Linked DNA regions of Homo sapiens: region 2 is linked to region 1. A link is a contact called in ENCODE Hi-C or POLR2A ChIA-PET data. All regions are on one chromosome and are shown on one strand. Each heading gives the region's core, a stretch centred on a gene start or an enhancer-like site at or near the end of the contact. The rest is flanking DNA. Distances are from core to core; before and after follow the strand shown.

Evidence for each region. A loop is a pair of places that touch in the nucleus more often than their neighbours do. ChIA-PET counts read pairs that join two places held with the same protein, here RNA polymerase II (POLR2A). Pooled maps may share reads with other maps.
Region 2: a pooled map shows a loop between it and region 1 (7-fold over the local background). The contact joins the promoter of KHSRP here to the promoter of TNFSF14 in region 1. A Hi-C loop is called at or near these places in 8 of 50 pooled maps. POLR2A ChIA-PET finds 5 or more read pairs at or near these places in 2 of 52 experiments (GM12878 and WTC11).

Annotation. Positions count from the first base shown.
Region 1 is chr19:6,668,215-6,672,324 of GRCh38, reverse strand. TNFSF14 (TNF superfamily member 14) reads left to right here and starts at 2,165. Exons shown (of 4, transcript NM_001376887.1): 1 at 2,165-2,474. The coding sequence starts at 2,256. RefSeq lists a silencer at 1,036-1,135 and enhancers at 1,706-1,935, 2,316-2,405, 3,306-3,495, 3,556-3,645.
Region 2 is chr19:6,422,696-6,426,805 of GRCh38, reverse strand. It overlaps KHSRP (KH-type splicing regulatory protein), which reads left to right and starts at 1,995. Exons shown (of 19, transcript NM_001366299.1): 1 at 1,995-2,353. The coding sequence starts at 2,105. It overlaps SLC25A41 (solute carrier family 25 member 41), which reads left to right. Exons shown (of 7, transcript NM_173637.4): 7 at 245-769. The coding sequence ends at 417. RefSeq lists an enhancer at 1,568-1,687.

The DNA of each region.
Region 1 (4,110 bases), core at 916-3,415:
TCTTCTATTGGTTCTGTCTCTCGGGAGACACCTGACCAATTCAGGGAGGGCTCCTGTGAGAAGTTTCTTGAGTCAAGACGCAGATGAGCAGGGGGAGCCTGCTTTGGAGATCTAGGGAAGATGGTTCCCAGCAGCAGGAAGAGGAAGTGCAAAGACCCAGGATATCTGTCTGGGGCAGAGTGAGCAAAAGCACGAGGGTCCAACCACAGAGGCCCCAGTGAAGGGCACTTCGTGTCTTAGCCTAAGCTCAGGGGCAAGCTGGCAGCAAACTGTATCTATAAAGGGCCACATAAGTGTTTTTGGCTTTCAGGGCCAAGAGGTAAAATCAAGGATATTACAAAGATACTTATGAAACAAGACAGAAGCCAAGTGCAGTGGCTCACGCCTGTAATTCTAGCATTTTGGGAGGCTGAGGTGGGCAGATCACCTGAGGTCAGGAGTTCGAGACCAGCCTGGCCAACATATAGACAACATATATGTTACAACATATATAATGGCCAACATATAATACAAAAATTAGCTATGCATGGTGGTGGGCGCCTGTAATCCCAGCTACTCAGGAGGCTGAGGCAGGAAAATTGCTTGAATCCGGGAGGCAGAGGTTGCAGTGAGCCAAAATGGCACCACTGCACTCCAGCCTGGGTGACAAAGTGAGACTCTGCCTCAAAAAAAAAAAGAAAGAAAAAGGCTGGGTGCGGTGGCTTATGCCTGTAATCCCAGCACTTTGGGAGGCCAAGGCAGGCGGATCACGAGGTCAGGAGATTGAGACCATCCTGGCTAACACGGTGAAACCCCGTCTCTACTAAAAATACAAAAAATTAGCTGGGTGCGGTGGTGGGCGCCTGTAGTCCCAGCTACTCAGGAGGCTGAGGCAGGAGAATGGCGTGAACCTGGGAGGCGGAGCTTGCAGTGAGCCGAGATCGCACCACTGCACTCCAGCCTGGGCGACAGAGCGAGACTCCGTCTCGAAAAAAAAAAAAATCCACGCTTGAATGCATGCACACTCATACATGGACCTCCCCACACACATGAACACACCCGTGCAAGTGCGCACACACACATACACGCACCAATGCACAGGCACACACACATGCACACACCTGCACACAGCACATATATGCACACCCACTTGCACATGTGATGCATGTTCACACATACACACACGTGCACATGCATGCATGTACATGGACCACATGCACATGCACACAGATGACCATACACATATGCATGCACCTGCCCACATATGCACGCACATTTACATGCCAGCACATGTATGATACACAGGCATGCGCCTGCACATGTGTACATGATACACACTTGCATGCACACAACTGAATACACACATTCACATGCACACACTGCACACATATATGCATGCAGACAAGCACACACACAGAGCACACATCCACTCCTTTATTCCACTCTTGTGTTTTTCACTGCACTTGTCACATCAAAACACAACAGAAGGCCGGGCATGGTGCGGCTCACGTTTGTAATCCCAGCACTTTGGGAGGCTGAGGTGGGTGGATCGCTTGAGGTCAGGAGTTCGAGACCAGCCTGACCGACATGGTGAAAACCCATCTCTACTAAAAATACAAAAAGCAGCCAGGCGTGGTGGCACGCGCCTGTAATCCCCGCTACTTGGGAGGCTGAGGCAGGAGAATTGCTTGAACCCAGGAGGTGGAGGTTGTAGTAAGCTGAGATCGCGCCACTGCACTCCAGCCTGGGCAACAGAGCGAGACTCCATCTCAAAAACAAAACAAATAAACGAACAAAAAAACCCACAACGTATTATTTTCTTGTTTACGAGGTTTCTTGTCTCTCTGGCTCCACCAGAAGAGGAGCAGGGACCCTTCTTGCTGTTGTTCATTGCTGCATCCCCCACACCGAGAGCAGAGCCTGGCATGGGCAGAAAGTCCTCAGTCGATATTTGGTGGCCCCAAGCGAATGAAGCATCCAAGAAGGGAAAGCTGGGGGCTCCCCACTGCACTTGCCACCTGAGTCACATTTTCAGAAGCCTCTGGAAAGTGTGAGAGTCTGTATGAGTGAGAGTGAGACAGGGCCAAGACCGGGGGCGGCGGGTACCGGAAGAAGAGGAGGGTGAGTGGGGGAAGGGGTGGGGCTGAACCCCAGCTCTAAAGGCGGCCCACGGGTGCCTGTCCGCAGCGTGCACAGCCCAGGAGTGTTGAGCAATTTCGGTTTCCTCTGAGGTTGAAGGACCCAGGCGTGTCAGCCCTGCTCCAGACACCTTGGGCATGGAGGAGAGTGTCGTACGGCCCTCAGTGTTTGTGGTGGATGGACAGACCGACATCCCATTCACGAGGCTGGGACGAAGCCACCGGAGACAGTCGTGCAGTGTGGCCCGGGTGGGTCTGGGTCTCTTGCTGTTGCTGATGGGGGCCGGGCTGGCCGTCCAAGGCTGGTTCCTCCTGCAGCTGCACTGGCGTCTAGGAGAGATGGTCACCCGCCTGCCTGTGAGTGGGACCGGGGGGCTGAGAGCAGGTGGAGGTGAGGGGGGCTCCCCTGTGTCATTGTGGGTCACTGTGTGTCTGTGTGTGTGTGTGTGTGTGTGTGTGTGTGTGTGTGTAGGACAGGGCACAGGCTGAGAGCAGCTGGCTTGACTGGTTGCTGCTCCCAGCCTTGGGCAAGTGAATTCACCTCTCTGAACCTCAGTGTCTTCATCTACAAAATAAGGGCAGTCTCTTCATAGGGGACGAAGTATGCTATGGCATGTGTAGTACCAGACGATGCCAGCTCCACCCGTCGGAACTGACACCCCAACACTGCCATGCACACCCCTGTGCACACACGCATGCATTTTCTCTGTACTTTTTTATTTTTGAGACGGAGTTTCACTCTCGTTGCCCAGGCTGGAGTGCAATGGCATGATCTCTGCTCACCGCAACCTCTGCCTCCCGGGTTCAAGTGATTCTCCTGCCTCAGCCTCCCGAGTAGCTGGGATTACAGGCATGCGCCACCACGCCTGGCCAATTTTGTATTTTTAGTAGAGATGGGGCTTCTCTATGTTTGTCAGGCTGGTCTCAAACTCCCGACCTCAGGAGATCCACCCGCCTCAGCCTCCCAAAGTGCTGGGATTACAGGTGTGAGCCACTGCGCCTGGCCTTCTCTGGTACTCTTATTACTGTTACTGCGATTGTCATTAATTCTCTGACCATTTCCATCTGTGGAAATTTCTCGGTCTGCTTCCAGCTGGCTGTGGATGTGTCCGCCTGTCTGTGTGCCTCACCTGGGGGTCTATGTGTGCCCAACACCATACCCCTGTGGGCTTGGCCCCTTTTGTGTCCTGGGTCTGGATCCGGTGGCCACACATTCGTGTCCATATACCCATGTGGACGTATGTGCGTGTACCCACATGTCCACACACCCGCCTAGCTGCAGCCGGTGTATTCACGTTGTCTGTCTTTGTCTCTGGGTCTCTGTGTCTGTAGACGCACATGGATCCATAAACCACAAACCACATGTCCACGCATCTGAGCCCACATGTGTCTTCTCAGCGTCATGATGATGTTGAGGTCTGTGCCCTGTGGCAGGTGCTATATCCCAAGGGTGGTGTCCATGTGTCCAGCCATCTCGCTGTCTGCATTTTTTTTTTTTTGAGACAAGGTTTCTCTCCCATAGCCCAGGCTGTAGTGTAGTGGTGCAGTCTTGGCTCACTACAACCCCACCTCCCAGGTTCAAGTGATTCCCTTGTCTCAGCCTCCTGAGCAGTAGCTGGGATCACAGGCATCCGCCACCGTGCCTGGCTAATTTGTGTATTTTTAGTACAGACGGGGTTTCACCATGTTGGCCAGACTTGTCTCGAACTCCTGACCTCAAGTGATCCACCTGCCTCAGCCTCCCAAAGTGCTGGGATTACAGGTGTGAGCCACCACGCCTGGCCTTGTCCCTGTATTTTTAAATATTACTTATTTATTTAATTAATTACATATTTATTTATCTTAGAGACTGTGTCTCACTCTGCTTCCCAGGCTAGAGTGGAGTGGCACGATCATAGCTCACTGCAGCCTTGAACTCCTGGGCTCAAGCAAGCCTCCTGTCCCAGCTTCATGAGTAGCTGGGACTACAGGCATGCACCACCATGCCTGGCTA
Region 2 (4,110 bases), core at 746-3,245, 250 kb after region 1:
GAGAGACCCTATCCCCACTCCCACCCCTCAAGAAAATTTCCTAAAATTAATCCTGATAACTACTACTCAGAAACTCCCCCACTCCTCCTCAAACTGACCAATTTCCTCTAAGACTCTTCAAACTGTTTTCCTACTGACCCCTGGGGCCCCTACCCGTGGCTTCAGCACCTGTCCGCAACATTCCAGACTCCTAGGAGGCCCGGTCATCTCTGGCCTAGTCCTGATCTTGCCTGTGTCCCTGCAGATACCGTGGAGGGCTCAAATCCCACCATGCGCGGAGTCCTCCAGCGGATCCTGGCCCAGCAGGGCTGGCTAGGGCTGTACCGAGGCATGACCCCCACGCTACTGAAGGTCTTACCAGCAGGTGGCATCAGCTATGTGGTGTACGAAGCCATGAAGAAAACCCTGGGCATATAGGCTGTGAGCTGGACGACACAGCCTAGGCAGAAATGGGACAGGAGGACCTGATGACCCCTGGCCCCAAAGAGCCCTCGAGGCCTCAAGGTTCAGGCCCTGGGGCAGTTTTTGGTGGCAAAAGCAGGCTGGGGGTGGGGGTGGGGCTCTGGGTCAGAAGATTCCTGAAGCTGGGGTTGGTGGTGGGTGGAGGGGGGCAGTGCTGGGTCAGAAAACTCCTGGGACTCCCTCCCCAGGGTGCAGCCTGAGACAAGAAACGTGGACTCCAGTCTGGCCCCTTGTGGGTCGTCCTGGCTCCAGGGCGAAATGGTGAACATGTCACACAACAAGGAATAAAGAGATGGTTTTTGCTGAACGTGTCTGGATACTTGGGCCTAGGAGTGGAACTGGGTGCATGAGATCCCTGGACCCAGTAGGGGAGCTGGGGACCTTGGGCCTCTGGGTCCTGAATGGGAATTTGTGTCCAGGAGAGGAAGTGAGGACCTAGGATAGGAGCTTGAGGCTTGGATCCCAGGGCCTTAGGCGAAGGGAGTGAGGGGTGTGAAGTGAGGGGTGTGATCGAGGCTGTGATCCCTCGATCCCGGTTGTTGGAACGGTTCTGGACTCGTGAGTGGGGCTGGTTCCTTGAGTCCTGCAAGAGAACTGGACGCTCTAGATGGGGGGTCGAGAGAGAAGAAGGCCCGGGGGATCCCGAGTTTCCTGCTTTCCGGCCTCCCCACCTCCGGAAGCGCTCGATCTCTAAGGCTTCAAGCGGGCCACGTGCCGGGCCTACCCAACCAGGCTGCCGGTGAGCTAACCCAGACATCAGGCCTGAGTTCGGGCAGCCGATTGCCACCGCCCACGTCGGCTGCCATTCACTACAGTTCCCGCTAATCCCCTCGCTGTCTGGTGGCCGACTCCGCCCCAATGCAGCGGCGCTTCCACTGGCTCCCACCAAAAGTGGGCGCTTTGATTTCCTTCATTCCCATTTGTCCAGACCAGTGTCAGTCACCGAACACCCACCCATGTCGCTCAGCCATTGGCTTAGAAGTCAGGGATAGAAAAGGATTCTGGTTAACAAGGGAAGCAATTAAAGTCCAAAGCCAACCTCATCACCCAGAACTCGTCAGGAATTGGATTAATTGGCTGCCCATCTTTACAAGCACCACCTCTCACGTGCATTCATTGGCTTGTGTCCACGACTATCAAACCTAACGCCCACCCAGCCGGTCCATAGGAGTCTTCCACTAGGCCCGGCCTTACAGTCCACGTGACTCTTCAGAACCGTCAATCTAATTCTGAAGCCGCCCCGCGAATCTGGCACTCGCGTTTCATTGGGCCTCCTGCCTTCTCAGATCTCCTTCATTTGCCCGCCCAGCACGGGCAGCTCGCAGCTATTGCCTCTGAGAGCTGTCAGTCACTCTGAGCCTCCCGCCCACTGCCCCTCATTGCACTCCGATTGGCCACCTCCTACAGAGCTCGCGATTGGTGTCCGGGGTGCGGCGGCTGCCTCCCATTGGCCCGCCGGAGTCGTCCGTCACGTCGGCGGCGGGAGGGGCGACTCTCTCCCCCCTCGTCGTCCTCCCAGCGGCTGGGTTCCCAGAGTGCTCCGCGGCCGTGTGGAGCGAGGCCTTGTTCCCGCGTTGAGCCGCCGCCGCCGCCGCCGCCTCCTCAGCTTCAGCCTCCGCGCCAGGCCCGGCCCCGCCGCGCCATGTCGGACTACAGCACGGGAGGACCCCCGCCCGGGCCGCCGCCGCCCGCCGGCGGGGGCGGGGGAGCCGGAGGCGCCGGGGGAGGCCCTCCGCCGGGCCCGCCAGGCGCGGGGGACCGGGGCGGCGGCGGTCCCGGCGGCGGCGGCCCGGGCGGGGGGTCGGCCGGGGGCCCCTCTCAGCCACCCGGCGGAGGCGGCCCGGGAATCCGCAAGGACGCTTTCGCCGACGCCGTGCAGCGGGCCCGCCAGGTGAGGAGGCCGAGGGCCTGAGGGGCGCGCTCGCGCGCGCGCGCAGGCGGGGGAGGGGGCGGGGGTCACGTGCGCGCGCGCGCGCAGGGTCGCGGAGGGGGGCCGGGGCCGTCGCGGGGTCACGTGGGCGGTAGGCGGGGGCCTGGCCCTCCCGCTGCGCCTCGAGTGGGATCCCAACGGGTGACCCCCCTGCAGGGAGTAGGGGCGCACTGGGGGTCACCAGGAGCGGCGCCTGGGTGTGCAGGCGCCCCGGAGCTCGGAGACGCACTTTTGGGACCCCCCCCTTAGCCCCCCGGCCTTAGGACATGCCTGGAGGCAGGGGTCCACCTTCCCGGGCGGAGGGCCTTTACTCTCCCCTCCATATCAGGGCAAAGGGCAGTGTTTGCCCCCAACCCAGTCCCATTTCTGTCCCCTCTCTAGGAGAAAGGGACATTGTGGGGGTGGGAGGGACAGTCCTTCCTCTTCAGTCGGGAAAGTGGATGGGGACCTGTCTAGGGCTGAGCACTTGGGCGAAATGGGGAAGACGAGCATGGGGACTGGCTCTTGGATGCTTTGGTGGCTTGAAAGCGTGGTCTGTCTCTTTGGGGGAAAGAAGGGAGGGTCTCCCACCCCCGTGTATTGAGGCGTAATGACAAGGAAGTGTCACATGCTGCTAGGACTGACCTCTCCAGCTCCATTTGCAGCCTCCCCATGGCCTGGAGGGGTGGGGGTCGGTAGAATGGGAGGACTTTGCCGCCGACCGGCTCCTGGGCTGTCCCAATGCCTCCGGGGCTAGAGACTGGCTCCTCCCAAGGTGGGAGGTCCCGTTAAGTGAACGCCTGTGTTCTGGCCCTCTGTCGTCTCTCTCACCCTTGGAGTTGGGTGGGTTCTAGCGTGCATTTGGTCTTATTGCCCATGGAACCGTCTGATTCTGGGACAGCTTGAAGGGAGGAAGCTGGTGCTGTCAGTTGGTGGGGACAGGCCCCCTGTGGGCATCCCATGAGTTTTGGCTCTAGGGCAGCGTAGAAAAATGGAGACTGGTGGAAAGGGAGATTCTTAACATGGTTTGGGTTTCTAAACCCCAGACTCTGATCCTAAGTTTGCTGGGTTGAGGTTTCTTTAAAGTTGCTCTTCACGTGTCTGAGATGTAACTTGTGTCCCATAGAGTCTTGGTTTTTTGTTTGTTTGTTTGTTTTTTGGAAACAGTCTCAATATCACCCAGGCAGGGGTGCAGTGGCACGATCTCAGCACACCACAGCCTCCACCTCTCCAGTTGAAGTGCTCCTCCTGCCTCAGCCTCCCGAGTAGCTGGGATTATAAGTGTGCACCACCACACCCAGCTAATTTTTGTATTTTTAGTAGAGATGGAGTTTGACCATGTCAGCCAGTCTGTCTCGAACTCCTGAGTTCAAGTGATCTGCCCGCCTCGGCCTCCCAAAATGCTGGGATTACAGGCATAAGTCACAGTGCCCAGCCATCCAGAGAGTCTTCTGTTTTGGTCAAATGAGGATTTCATATCCCTTGAAGTGATCGCTTTGCTCAAATTTATTCAATAAATTGATAAAAGGATTTTGAGAGTGGGGGAGATAGGGGAAAATTGAACTCTTCAGCATCCCAGGAAAACGGGGCTAAAAAAAAACACACTTTCTGGTTTTCTGAGCTGGGGCCACTGGCAGGAGGAAGTGTCTGAAAGCTCTTGGAGATGACCTGGGAACCCTCCCTGACACCTGAGCCTCTGTTCCTTGTCACCCCTAGAACGAAGTCAGTGTGGATTATGG